Regions from separate parts of the Mus musculus genome. Here region 2 is linked to region 1. A link is a contact called in ENCODE Hi-C data. All regions are on one chromosome and are shown on one strand. Each heading gives the region's core, a stretch centred on a gene start or an enhancer-like site at or near the end of the contact. The rest is flanking DNA. Distances are from core to core; before and after follow the strand shown. Region 1 has its middle 110 kb from the start of Gm32590. Region 2 holds the start of A930035F09Rik (a long non-coding RNA gene).

Region 1 (6,503 bases), core at 2,237-4,736:
GGGCTGAAAATTCCAACTAATGATATGACCTTTCTGGTGACCTGACCCACCTACCCACCTGGAACTGCTGAAGACATTCATTAGCATAAGCTGAGGTGCTGTGCAAAGGGCTCATTATCTTTGACAAAAGGTATGTGTACCACTGCCAAGCCTGAAGGGATCTAAGAATTCTAACAGGAACCAGGGACAAAGACCAGATATGTTTCATACTATTCCACAATCAGAAAGCAAAAGAGTGCTCGTACTGAGAGGCTACATCTTGCTCTTACCTTTTTTATTTTTAAGTTTGTTGTTGTTGTTGTCAATGACAGTGCTTTTTGTAGTCTCCAGCTGCCATACAATTTACTGTGTAGGTACTAATGAAAGAGAACTCTCACGGAAAAGAAACACAAGACATGGTTTGTTCTAGAGCCAAATATGAGTGACCATGGCCTGGGAGCAAAGACTTAGTTTATCTCAACTATGATGTTCTAATGAGGCAGCAATTTCATGAGCTTTTATATTTGCAGAAAAAAAAGAAAGTCATAAGGCAAACTTTTCAAATCGATCAATGAGTATGTCACTTAGGAGAGTTATAGCAATGCAAGGGACACTCTACTCTAAGATGCTAACTAGCAGCACTCTTAGCCCTTTGGTGGGTAGAAACTAAAGGTCTGTTCATTTACCTAATAGTCACCATAGAAAGGTTTGTGTGTACAAAGGAGCAATAAACGTCTATCAAGGGGTTAAAAATGCTTCAAGGTCATTTGAATCTAGACTAGCAAAATTCCAACTTCTCCACATTACTGAAGTTTGAGTCAGTCAATCAACCTTTACAGACACAGCCTCTTTGCAAGAGCTCTTGTGTCCATAAACAAGAGGGGACTTGAACTCCTGGTCCTCTTATATATCTACCTCTTGAATGCTGAGGGCACAAATGCCACACCCAGTTCATGCCCTACTGGGGTTGAACTCCAAGCTTCATGCATGCTAGACAAACATTCAACCAAGTTACGCCCCCAGCCCAGCTTTAGTTTTTTTTTTATTAACATATATCAGCTGAATTTACTGTAGTTGTTTCATACAATTACAAGACTCTGATCAAATCTAATCACACTGTCTATACTTCTCTCAAAACACAATCATTTCTAGTCAATCACTATTTTACCTGTCATTCATCTATGTTTCTTCCTTCCTTCCTTCCGTCCTTCCTTCCTTCCTTCCTTCCTTCCTTCCTTCCTTCCTTCCTTCCTTCCCTCTCTCCTTTCCCCTTCCACATAGGGAGAGAATACATAATACTTGTTCTGTGTGTCCTGCTGGAATAGCTGCAGAATCTAAGGTGTCCCTAGTGAAATGCCCTGGTTGCAGTATTTTCCTAATAATAAAATGTACCTGGAACACATGGCTAGCAATAGAAATGAAGAAAATTTGTTTATAATTTTTTTAAAAAGCACCCCCCTAGGTAGAGGGAGACTAGTGAGCTGACAAGACAGCCATTCCAAAGCTCAGTGCTACTGATCTTTAAAGGTTTTACACAGCAACCATATCTCCTGCATTCTTTGTCCCAGGTTCTGTTTATTACATTGTAGCCCAGGTCATATGGGGTTTCCAGTTTCCCTCTGCCAGCTAGCTTCTCTCATACATTAATCCTGCTGTGCCTCCCCCACGTCTCTCCCTCCCTCTCCCTCTCCCACTCTGTCTCTCTCCTGCCACAGTGTTTATTCTGATCCTAGACCAGTTCCATGTATTTCATTGCAGATGACAGGGTCTCTGTATTCTTTACATGCCACATTCTCTTTTGTTGTCTGTTGATGGATATCTACTCTGGTTTCACATCTTGGCTCTTCTGAGTAGTGCCAGCAATAAACAGGAATGTGCAGCGTGACTTAGATTCTTTTCTGGAGTGCTATAGCTAGATCATATGGGAGTTTTATTTTTAGTCTTAGAGGAATCTCCATAATGATTTCACAGTGACTGTACCAATTTACATTCCTACCAGCAGTATAAGCCCATCAGCATTTGCTAGTTGACATTGTGTGTGTGTGTGTGTGTGTGTGTGTGTGTGTGTGTGTGTGTGTGTGTTAGTGCACATTCATATGCACTAAAGTATGCACAGGTGCTGTGGGACAACCCAGAGGCTGACAACGGGTGTCATTCCTCAGTTCTTTATCTTGTTTATTGAGACAGGGTCTCTCACTGTCCTAGTGCACAGTCAGTAGGCTAAGCTGGCTAAATGACGAGCCTAGGGACCCATTACCTCCCCATCCCTTAAGCTCTGGGGTTACTCGCATGCAACCATGTTTAAATTTTTTCCTTTTTAAAAAATATAAATTCTGGGTGTGGAATTCAGGTCTGCACATTGACAAGGCAAGTGCTTTCCTGCCTGTGCTATCTCCCCACCATAGTCTTTGATTTTTTTTATAACAGAGACTCTTACTGGGATCAGATGGTACCAGCACACACCGGCTGGGAATGCCTCTCAGATACTGCTTCTCAGCTCATGTAACTCTTGAGCCAGTGCTTACCATCAGCTTTCTCTGGTGCTGTGAGCACCGTGTTCACAGCCACTCAGCACAGTCCACTGTGGTGGGAGCTTTGGTAAAAAGCATGTGATCATTCTTGTTATCTTGCTTATGAAAATATTTGCACACCAGGTTTTACTTTATTAATATGTAGGTTTTGTTGTATCAGGAGAGAATTACTTGTGGGAACTAAAGTATGTCTTTTCATAACCTTAAAAAACACTGGGTTTAGGATTCACTTTCTCTATCAGGAAGCAGGACAGATAAAATTCCTCCAGTGTGAGAAGTGATGATGACCAGGCCCTCGGGATCTCACTGCTGGCATGGTCAGTTATGTTGATATCCTTGTCTGGCCAGGGCAAAGAAGGGCACTTTGGACATCTTGCTGTTCCTACTCGCCCATCACCACCATCTCCTTCTTAGAGAAGAAAGTAGCTAAAAGTTCTCTTAAGGTGATGTGGAAAGACAAAATCAAAAGGAACACAAAGCTACTCATATCACCCTAAATTAGACTTTTAAATATGCTATTGATATCAGAGAAATCTTATCTCAGTTTTCTCCTGGAATATGGCAAGGAAGTCATTAATCATTTGATGTTAAATTTATACAGATTGCTGAATAAATGACAAGGGCTAAGACCACAGGCAGTGAAGCAAAGGCAAAAGGAGAAGAGCAGGAAGAAAAGGGGTCATTTCCTCAGCAGGCTACTGGAAGCACGAAGCCAGTAGTCATGTTTATTTCAAGCCTCGCTCCCTGGATTCCTGCCTACCTAAATGGCAAGTAATTTTAAGAGCTTAGAAAATCTTGCCAGACACAAAGATAGAAACATACTGTAGTATCCAGCAGCTTCAAACAGTTGCAAGCTTGTGAGCTTGGGGCAGAAATGAACGTTGCATAACTTCAGGAGTATACCACCAGCTCAGCTGTTATTGTACAGGCAGCCAGGTCAGCTGTCATCAGAACACCATAGAGTATAGACCCAATGGAGAAACAACACCAATTGAAAGGATTGGTCTTCATTAGTGGGACCCAGGGGTGTGACTTTACATGTGTCAGCTCCTGTGGTTGTGTGGTGTCATGGTTTTCCTCCTTTAACACATTGGTACTTACCCTGGTTTAAAAGAGCCAGGGCTCCCACTTTAGAGACCTGGGCCTGCACTTCCACTTATAGTTAGCATAGGAGAGGGAACCAGGACACAGCTGCATCCCAGATAGAATAAAACGTATCAAGCAGAAAAGAAAAGGAGAAACCTATCAGAGGAAAAAAATTCCTTTAAACATGTTATTTTTTAGTCTTTGGATGTGTCTTAGCAGAGTGCTTGCCCAACCTGTGTGAAGTTCCAGGTTGTACGGCCAACACTGCCATTACAGAATGTAGTGGCACATGCCTGTCATCTCAGCATTCTACAGACCAGAAGCTCAAGACCATCTTTAGCAACATGAGGAGTTTGAGGCTAGCCTCGGCTAAAGAGAAAGACCTTGTTTCAAGTGGAGGAAGAGAACCATATTATTTTAAAACATCATTTAATTTTATTAGCCATTTTTATTTGTTGACTTTTGGAGAAAGTGTCTTGCTATATAGTCCAGGCTGGCCTCAAACTCTCAACTCTCCTGCCTCTGTCTTCCAAGTGCAGAGGTAACAGATATTTCCCACTGTACCAGCTTTGGACTTGTTTTTTAATCCTATGCCACCTCATTTAGCCATGATTGTTCAACATTAAAATCCCTGAGCAGCAATCTTGGGGCTGCTTGCCCCTATGATTCTGTTGAGTCCTAGGGTGTTAGTCAGTTCTCCAGCAAATGTTCTATTGAGTGTCTATGTTCTATGGTGAGAACTCTCTAACAGTACATTGAGAATACTGAAGTGGGTGAGATATGGTCCCTTTCCAAAGGCCACATTCTTACCAAGCTCCACATCTCTTTCCAGGTAAGAATTCTTAAATCACCTTCTTGCATCACTCAGGAGCCACTAGGATTGGTTTTTTTGGACAACATGAGACTCTTACAGTCATTTTAGAATGAACATTGAACTTGCTCAGAATCCATCTCTGCATTTATGAACCCTCCCCATGAAACGCCTTCCCTTTTCAGACACAAAGGTATGTTTATTGCTTTGACGGCAAAGCCTCCTTGACTGTCATCTGACCCAGGGATCCACCAACCAATCATTTCATACAACATCTACCATTATATTACCTTTGTGAAGAATTCACAGAAGTCGCCCACAACCTGGCAATTTCAAGCCTAGATTCCCCATTGGCACTCAGTTAGGATGCCCCCATGGAGGCACTATGCCAAATGTAATAAGTGAACTAGCTAAAGTAATTCAGTGTGTGGAGTTCCCACACAGGTCTGATATGTTAAGGAGAGTCACATCTGAGCTGGTCTTACTTGCTATTTAGGGCAGCATTAATTTTTGTGAGTGGCAGCCCACCTTTGTGCATATAAATTGGGTAATTACACTAGTAAATTGGAATTTCTGCATTCAGAAACAGCACCTGTAAATAACAGGAGGACGGGGAAAGAGGCCAATTGAAACGTTGGCCCTTAGTATCTGAAAGCAGCACATTCCAGAGAGCTGAAGACAGAGTTCTGAAGAGAGCATCAGCAATGGCATGGGAGAAGAGACCCAGCCATTGTGCTCAAGCATCGCCTTCTATTTAAAGATAATGATGTGGTCCATGAAAGTCAACACGTGAAAAGTGCAGTTTTTTCTCATCTCATCACAATCCCCAGCCCAGTAACAGTTGTCAGGTGTACTTGGGCTAGTCATAATGTGTTAGACGTTGCCAAACTATTACCTCTGTATCCATGGGGAAGACATTGACAATCGATTGTTTCTGTATCCCTGGAGTCAAAGGAGAAGTGCTGTGCAACAGCATCATCCCCGTCTGTTTTTCTGGGAAGTAAAGGATGGCTACTGGACTTGGCTAGACATTAACTTTTCCCTGTCATCTGAAACTTGGAAAATGCAGCTACTACAATGTATCAGGAGTTAACCACCCTCCCTCCCAAGGCCTCAACTGTACACAAGGGAACTAAAATGATCATGTAAGAATGATCACATGATCCAGGCCACTTGCCCACATATCCCATCTCATCTTAGCAGCTCTGTGAGGTAGGTGCTTCCTATACAGTGGGTCTCTAATATCCCACAGAGGCCAATGTGTGCAGCACTGGGCCCCCAGAGAGGTGCTATTGGGAAGTGATGAAACCTTTGGAGGTCAGGCTTAATGGGAAAAAGTTAGCAGGTTGGAAAAATGTCCTTGAGGTGGACTGTGGGACCCAAGTTCCTCCTCTCCTTTGTGTTGTGGCCACAATATGATGTTATCATCACCACAGGCCTAAGGTCATTAGGACCAAAATGATCACACATGGACTGAAACTGTTCCACTCTGAGTTAAAATCAACCTTTCTGTTTCATGTGGACATGGGGAGAATGTGTTCATGTGGGTGTTTAAACGTGAATGTTTGTGTATGTTCATATGAAAGCCACATACTGACTTTGTTATCTTCCTGGATCACTCTCCACTTCTTTTTTGAAAATAGGCTCTCTCGTTGAATCATCTAGAGCTGACAGATTCAGACAGGCTGGCTGGCCAGCAAGCCATAGAGATCCTTCTGCCTCTGTCTCCTCAGTGCTAGGGTTACTGATACATGCCATATTGCCTGGCTTTGTCTGTGGATGCTGAGCCTCTAATCTCCTCATGCTTGAGTTGTAGGCTCCTTACTGCCTGAACCATCTCTCTAGTCCCCAACCTTTTCTCTTGATAGAGTTACTGTCTCAGGTATTCCTTAGAGTGATAGAAAGCTGACTGATGCAAATTGTTATCATTGCCACTGTATAGAGTAGAAAACTAAGAGTGGCTAAGGAACTTTTCATAGCAGTTACTTTTCTCATTGCTGTAACAAAATACATAAAAAGAAGCAATTTGAGGAAGGACAGGTTTGTTTGGACTTAGGGTTGGAGGGGATACATTCTATCATGGCCCAGAAATCAGG
Region 2 (6,483 bases), core at 3,150-5,649, 440 kb before region 1:
GCAGAGAACAAAGTGCAGCTGGTGATGCAGAAAGAACTCGGCTTTACTTATCCAAGTTGTTCAGCCTTGGAGACCAGATCAAAGCAATGGGGCAGAAAGAAAAATAAATAGCCACACAGCATTAATTCTAATTACTAAATGTTAGGGGAAGCCTCGGCCACTGAGGTCTGGGTATCACAGATGGTGAGCTATGTCTTCACATCCCAGGAAAGAAAAGCTCTCCAGTTTTCAACCTTTACTGAAAAACAAACCACCACCACTACAAAACCTCAAATGCTGGAGTGACTCTCTAATAGCTAAATAAACCAGACTCTGGGCTGGTTTACAATTCAGCATAGATCGCTACTGTCACTCTCTATTATGGGTTTCGCACAGGAGAGCCACAGCCTGCAAATGCCACCCCATTTATTGATGCTTAATTTTAGGCAATAAAAATTTGGTGCATAAACTATGTAGGAAGTACAGGTATGAAATATTGAAATGTATAAGCCTATCAATCACAAACATCCAGTAATGGTATATATAGATTTTAATATTACATCTAATAGATTCCCTGTGGAAAGAGAATGGCATTCTTTGCTCTCAGCATGAATTTATAAATCTAAGGAATTTTATTACAGGAAAACCAGGTCAAATGGAAATGAAAGATGAAGTGCACATCAAAAATGCATAAAGCTACATGCATTACAGAAGTCATTTCCCATAAATTAAAAAGAAGACAATATAAATTATGTTGTTTTCTCCAATTGCTAGATGTTTCTGGCTGTTTCTTAGATTGGAGTGGGTTGGTCCTACAGATTCGCTTCCCATTGGTTTTTAAAAGCTTTAGGTCTTCAAGAAGAACTAATGTTGCAACCAACGCTCAGAATCTCAGCTAATGACGTTAGCCAGCTCAGTGGTGTGATTCTGCAGAGGCTCTGGCATTATTTTGTTTTGTGCAGAAATCTTGGAGAGTGACCCCCTCAGCCCCACCCCCCAGCTCATTAAGTCACTCCAGCTCTGTGTAGCCACCATGGCATCTGTTAGGAGAGAGAAATAAAACAGTCGACAGATAGTCACTTCAGAAGACAGTGAGGTGGGGTTGGTACCATACCAGAGCACTTTAATCTGTGACTTCTGAGAAAGTGACAGTGTAATAAGATAATGTGGACTGCTGGACTCCCACACTCTGTTCAGTCTCTCTAACACTTGATTAGGAGAGAGCGATTCCTAATGACTGTGGACCATTAGTCCTAAATAAGGTTAATGAATTAATTTAGTAGACACTTACTGGGAGGAGGTGGATATGGTTTTAAGAGGACTAGAGAGTTACTGAGTCATGTGCCAGCCCTGGCCACCTCAAGCATAGCAATAAGGTTTCAGTTGAGTGGAGTCCAGATTCTCAGCATCCCCCACATTTCTGCTAAGAAAATTAAAAAGTGTGTGTGTGTGTGTGTGTGTGTGTGTGTGTGTTGTTCAGTACCACACAAGTCTTAATGCTCTTCACATTGGTTATTATGACCATCTTTTGGGTACCCCAACATGGCTCTAACCCAGTGTTGTTCTCTATCTGTGGGTTTCAACCCCTTTGGCAAGCCTCTTTCTCCAAAAATATTTACATTACGATTTATAACAGTAGCAAAACTACAGCTATGAAGTAGCAACAAAAATAATTTTATGGTTGGGGGTCACCACAGCATGAACTGTACTAAAAGGGTTGCAGCATTAGGAAAGTTGAGGGCCTCCACTCCATCCTTACGCATTATGAAGGATAACCGTTTGAGTTCTAAACATTTGAGTTCTTTCTGTTAGAGGAAAAAGATATTTCATTCCCTGCCAGAGTATAGAAGCACTCCACCAACTCAGGTTCATTAACAAATTGAACTCCACATTCATGATTTTTTGAGTGTTTGGCTTCCCTTCCAGAGTATATAGGAAGATGCCGCCAACTCGAATTCATTAATAAATTGAATTCCAGCCGTGTTCACAAAAATTTTGCATATCTTTTGAGAACACTGCTTGGTACCTGTTGGGGGAGATCTATAGTTGAAATCACAAAACCTGGGGAAAGCACATTAAGGAGATTAACTTCTATCATAAAGGAGTGATTTAAATTCTTCCTGGTAGAGCCCTCCGCTCAGCTCTTATTAAAACAATATACTACAATAAGTGGTAGATGCACTTTTCTCCTAATTACTTTGATTGAAATCTGAGCCAGACAAAGTAAACATTTAGCTATTAGTTAATAATAATGATGAAGATCTACTGTTCCGATCAGCCCTTGCCTAGCCTTCAGCACCTTTCCAGGGGACGTGGAACACATTTGTACCAGATCCCATTTTAAACACACTCTTTATGTTCCAAGGCACTGTTTATACCCAGGACTGCCTTTCATTTACTTAACAGTGAGTGGTTTTAAAAGCCAACTGGAAGCTGCAACAGGGTTACGAATTCTCAGACACGCTGGTACCTCACACTGAATAGATCCAAAGCCTTTATTGACAGTGCGACTTTCATTCATACTTCAGACTGATCACAGACGGTTTACAAAGGCAGCGGAGAGTTCCAGCGCCAAGACTGACCGCTATCTCTCTGTGTCGCCCACCAGAGGAAACCGAGCAGGGGTGTTTTGAGGAGAACCAGGAAGTCCTCCCGGTGAAGTGTTCATTAACTCTCAGCAGCCATCAGATTTTTGAAAGGGAGTCTCATTTAATTGCCTCTGGGAGGAAACATTATTAAGATAATTGGTGTGCTGATCTGGGAAGGTAGGCAGCTCTGTCTCGAAACAGAGGCAGGAGAAGCCAGCAACCAACTGGAGCAGGGGGCCGAGGGTTTGTGGTCCTCCTGCCCCAGACGCCCTGACTTCTCCGTTCCTTGCGCAGGCAAGTTTCCTGCGCCCGGCAGCCGTGCGCGCGTCCCGTGGCTGGGGCTGGAAGTCCCGTGGCTGGGGCTGGAACCCCTTCGCCCGAGGGGACTCGGCAGCCCCGGGCACTCTGGTTGCTCCCGTCTCCGGCTGTCACTTACCGCTGCGGAAAGCGCCCGCCAGGGCGAGGGCAAGGGCGAGCGTGGCGCACAGCAACGGCAGCCCCCTCTCCATCCTCCTTCGCCAAGCCAGTCCCCAGGCAGCCGCAGGAGAACACGATTGCGCGGACGAAAAACCAGCAAACGATAATCTTAACAATCCGAAACGCTCTTAAGTCCGCCTAAGAACCAGAAAATCCTCAGCGGGTCTTGGCGGGGAAGGCTAGCGGCGAGGCAATGCCTGAATTCGCGAGAAGCGCTTTTCTTTTTGTGTCTCAAGTCGCCTGCATCCTGTCATTTAGCTCCGATTTCCTCTCCCTTTTCCCACACTTGTTCCTCTTCCAGGAGCCACTGCCCGGGCCATGTCTCAGGAAGAAGAAGAAGGAGGAAAAAAAAGAGGGGAGGAGTTGCGAGGAGGAGGGGAGAGGGCGGGCGACACACCAAAGCCAATTTCTAGAGGGAAAGAAAAAAAAAATCCCGCTTGATTCTGGACGGGTTGGAGCCGAGGAGCTGGCGCCCAGAGGAGGTCCGGGTTGTCTGCGGGAAGGAGAGAGAGCAATGAAAAGATGAGCGGGAGAGCAAGGACTTTCTCCACTGGCACCCGCCTCTCTCTCCGACCTCCCCCTCCCTCCCAGAGCCCTTCCCTCCCTTCCTCCCGCCCCCTCCCCGCACAGCTCTGCCAGTGATTGCCTGGCTGGAGATTCAGAGACACAAGTTTCTCTCCGCGTGCTTTCCCGGTTGGTCCTCTGGGCTCCCCCCTCCACCCCACCTCCGGGTACCCTGCTGTGCTCTCCGCGGGAAGAAGGTCACTAGGGAGCAGGTTGTCTGCGCCCAGAGCGCAAGGTCACGTATGTGTGTCAGAAGGGGCAGTACAAGTGGTACCAGCCCCAGTGGCAGGCTAGTCTACCTTGACGAGATCTCTGCACCCCAGAACTGAACTAGGCTGCTCGTGTAGGCGAGGATCCTGGAGTCAAGGAGTTCCGAGAGACCGGGGTTAGCTGCTACTTCACGGAACTCCTAATCCCTAGGTACCGGCGCCCCCGGAGGCGTGGATCGCGCTGTCAGTCCCCGCTTTCACTTCCTGGGTGTCAGCCTGAGGTTTGGGGCAGGAAGCAGTCGGGCGCTCCAGGACGCTCCGAGTAGGACTTAGACTAAAAGAAGAACGCCTTGGTTGTTCTGCGAGACACGCTGTTGATCTTAGAGAACTGTGACCCAGTCTGCCACGTAAAGCATAGGCAGACTTTCTTAGAGCACGGACCCTGGCTGCAGCGGAACAAGGTCTCCTCGCCGTGCATAAAGGCGAGGATGGGTACCTGATACCCCCATCCCCACCCCTGACGCTTCAGGCTGCATTGTTCCCCGAGATTTGGTCCCCTCTTCTTTGGGGTTACATGAGCTCGGAGGATGGATGGTGGCGCGCCTTTCAGCTAGGGGGCAGCCGCCAACAGTCGCAGACCAGCCACGTAGAACTCCAAGAATCTGAATCAGGGGTCGAGGGACCCATTTCTGTGCACACCGAGGGAAGGATAAGACTGGCAACGACCCCTTGTGAGGGTGACAGGATGATCTTTGCAAGGGTCTCCTAGTGCCAGGTTTAGATTACAGGCAATTGTGTCTACTGATCCTCCAGCCTCATACGCCACCCACTTACGAGGTGCGTCCCTGGTGTCTGCCCAGTGCCTCCCCTCCCCCATGTAGTCCGGTTCCATCCTCGAGGGCTTTCCGAGAACTGCAGCAGGTGGCTTTGGTTTATGAATAGCAAGGACACCCAGGGACATAAACTGGTTGAGGCTTCTGATCAAGTACATATACCGGGCTCAATGACCTCCGAAGGAGCTGGTGGGTAAGGTGAAAAGGTCATACGCCTTCTGGGAAGTGGCATTTATAGACATACTGCCACCACAGAGACTGACTCCTACCTGGTACAAGGGGTTGCAAAGATTTGGGAATGCTGGCAAGGAGACTCTGGTCAAAGGTTTTGGCTGAAAAACTAGGGTCATTCAGGGAGAAAGATCGCTCAGGACACTGGTGCCCTAGGCCAGGACTCTGCGTTGGATGTCTGGGCTGGGCGCTGAATTGAGGCTTGTCCGTTGTGCGGATCTCCCTCCTGGGCTCCCGCGCAGGACCCACTGGCTCCAGAGTCCAGCCTTCTTTCCGGCCCTGGTTACCAGCCCCGCCTCCAACGCAGCCTCTCCCTCCCTGCCCCACCGCAGCGCCAACCCTGCGTGCAGAGAGCCAGCCCCGGAGCGCCCCCGGTTAGTCGCCCCTAGCTTCCTCTTTGGTTCTCCGACCCTTTGGAACTCCGGGTGGGTTGGTTGGGCGTGCCAGAAGGCCGGGAGTCAAACGCCTGAGTCGAGCGGAAGGGGCAGTCGTGAGGCCGTTGGCCCTCTGCAGGCAAGGTCTAGGCGATAGCCGCGCCCAGGGTAAAGCTAGGGGAACGAGAGTGGCGGCGGCGGGGGGGGGGGGGGGGGGGGGGCGGCAGCCCTGGCGATGTGCCACACGGAGCGCGTGTCCCCGCCTCCCTGCGCCAGGCATCGGGCGCATCCTTGCCAATTCCAACTATGTTGGGCAAGCCTTAGATTCAGGGTGACCCCGCGCCACCCTAGTCCTGGAGTCCAACGGACAGGCGCCTCGCCGGACTTGGCGAGTCGACATAAGAGGGAAACCAGGCCAAAATTGTGGAGATCCAGATCCTTGTCTCTTTCCGAAGAGGAACCCCTTTGCCTGGCTAGCCCAGGCGAAGCTGAAGCCTGTATTTAACCAATCTGCCCTGGGTCGGGTGAGATAAGGGGCACACTTAGGACACTTGAGTGATCAACTGGTGCGCCCTGGAAGGGACAGTTCCCCATACCCAGAAACAAGAAGCTTGGGGAACCAGTGAAAGACTCCTAGTTTTCTGGCTCAGCCCCTAAGTTCTCTTGATAGCTTTTCTCGGTTGTAAGGCATGCCCTGTGTGTACTTTAGGGGAAACATACTTAAAGCTATTGTTTCTCATTTTCCAGAACTGAGGCTTTCCTAGACACTTTTTCTTTTCCACAGTGGGTCTGAGAAATGGAGCCAAGCCACTCTAATAAATAATTGCCAGCTAGTGCGTAGGTATACTGCTAACCGTTCTGGTTAACAACCTTTTCCTGTGCCATAGGATCCCATCAAGAGAGACAGGCCATTTTAGATACCTGTACTTCTCCACCCAGGGAAACAGAGTGGCTTTATAGGAGAGCAAGTGTGAGACAGAGGAAGAATTTGGCAGTATTCCTAGTTTGATTTTATTTTGGTCTCGTGCACATATCCCTCTTCTTGATATCACAGATCTGCCTAGGAGACAGGGTCTGCTTCTACCTTCGGGTGATTTATCTATCTGCTGCCCTAACCGTGCTGGATAGAGGCTGTCCATGGTCAGTTCCACCTCAGGGGCTGCTGAGGTTGGGGCCTGTTTGAGCACAGCCAGTATGAACTAGCTGGGTGGAAAAACCTTGCTCCTTT

The links. Hi-C counts contacts between places; a loop is a spot of excess contacts on that map.
Region 2: a map of heart shows a loop between it and region 1 (6-fold over the local background). The contact joins the promoter of A930035F09Rik here to the enhancer-like site in region 1. A Hi-C loop is called at or near these places in 7 of 37 maps with a recorded cell type or tissue (gastrocnemius, heart and left cerebral cortex).

The regions. Positions count from the first base shown.
Region 1 is chr8:127,911,119-127,917,621 of GRCm38, reverse strand. No RefSeq gene overlaps it. Among named protein-coding and RNA genes, the nearest start is that of Gm32590, 110 kb to the right of the region's middle. Within about 2 kb of position 3,486, at least 1 of the 3 ENCODE cell types and tissues checked has a DNase peak (open chromatin) inside an H3K27ac peak, as active enhancers do; it is heart, where a contact is called at or near this core.
Region 2 is chr8:128,356,153-128,362,635 of GRCm38, reverse strand. A930035F09Rik (a long non-coding RNA gene) reads left to right here and starts at 4,399. Exons shown (of 3, transcript XR_879381.3): 1 at 4,399-5,255. Nrp1 (neuropilin 1) reads right to left here and starts at 3,563. Exons shown (of 17, transcript NM_008737.2): 1 at 3,004-3,563. The coding sequence starts at 3,076. Mir1903 (microRNA 1903) reads right to left here and starts at 3,395; the gene lies at 3,316-3,395.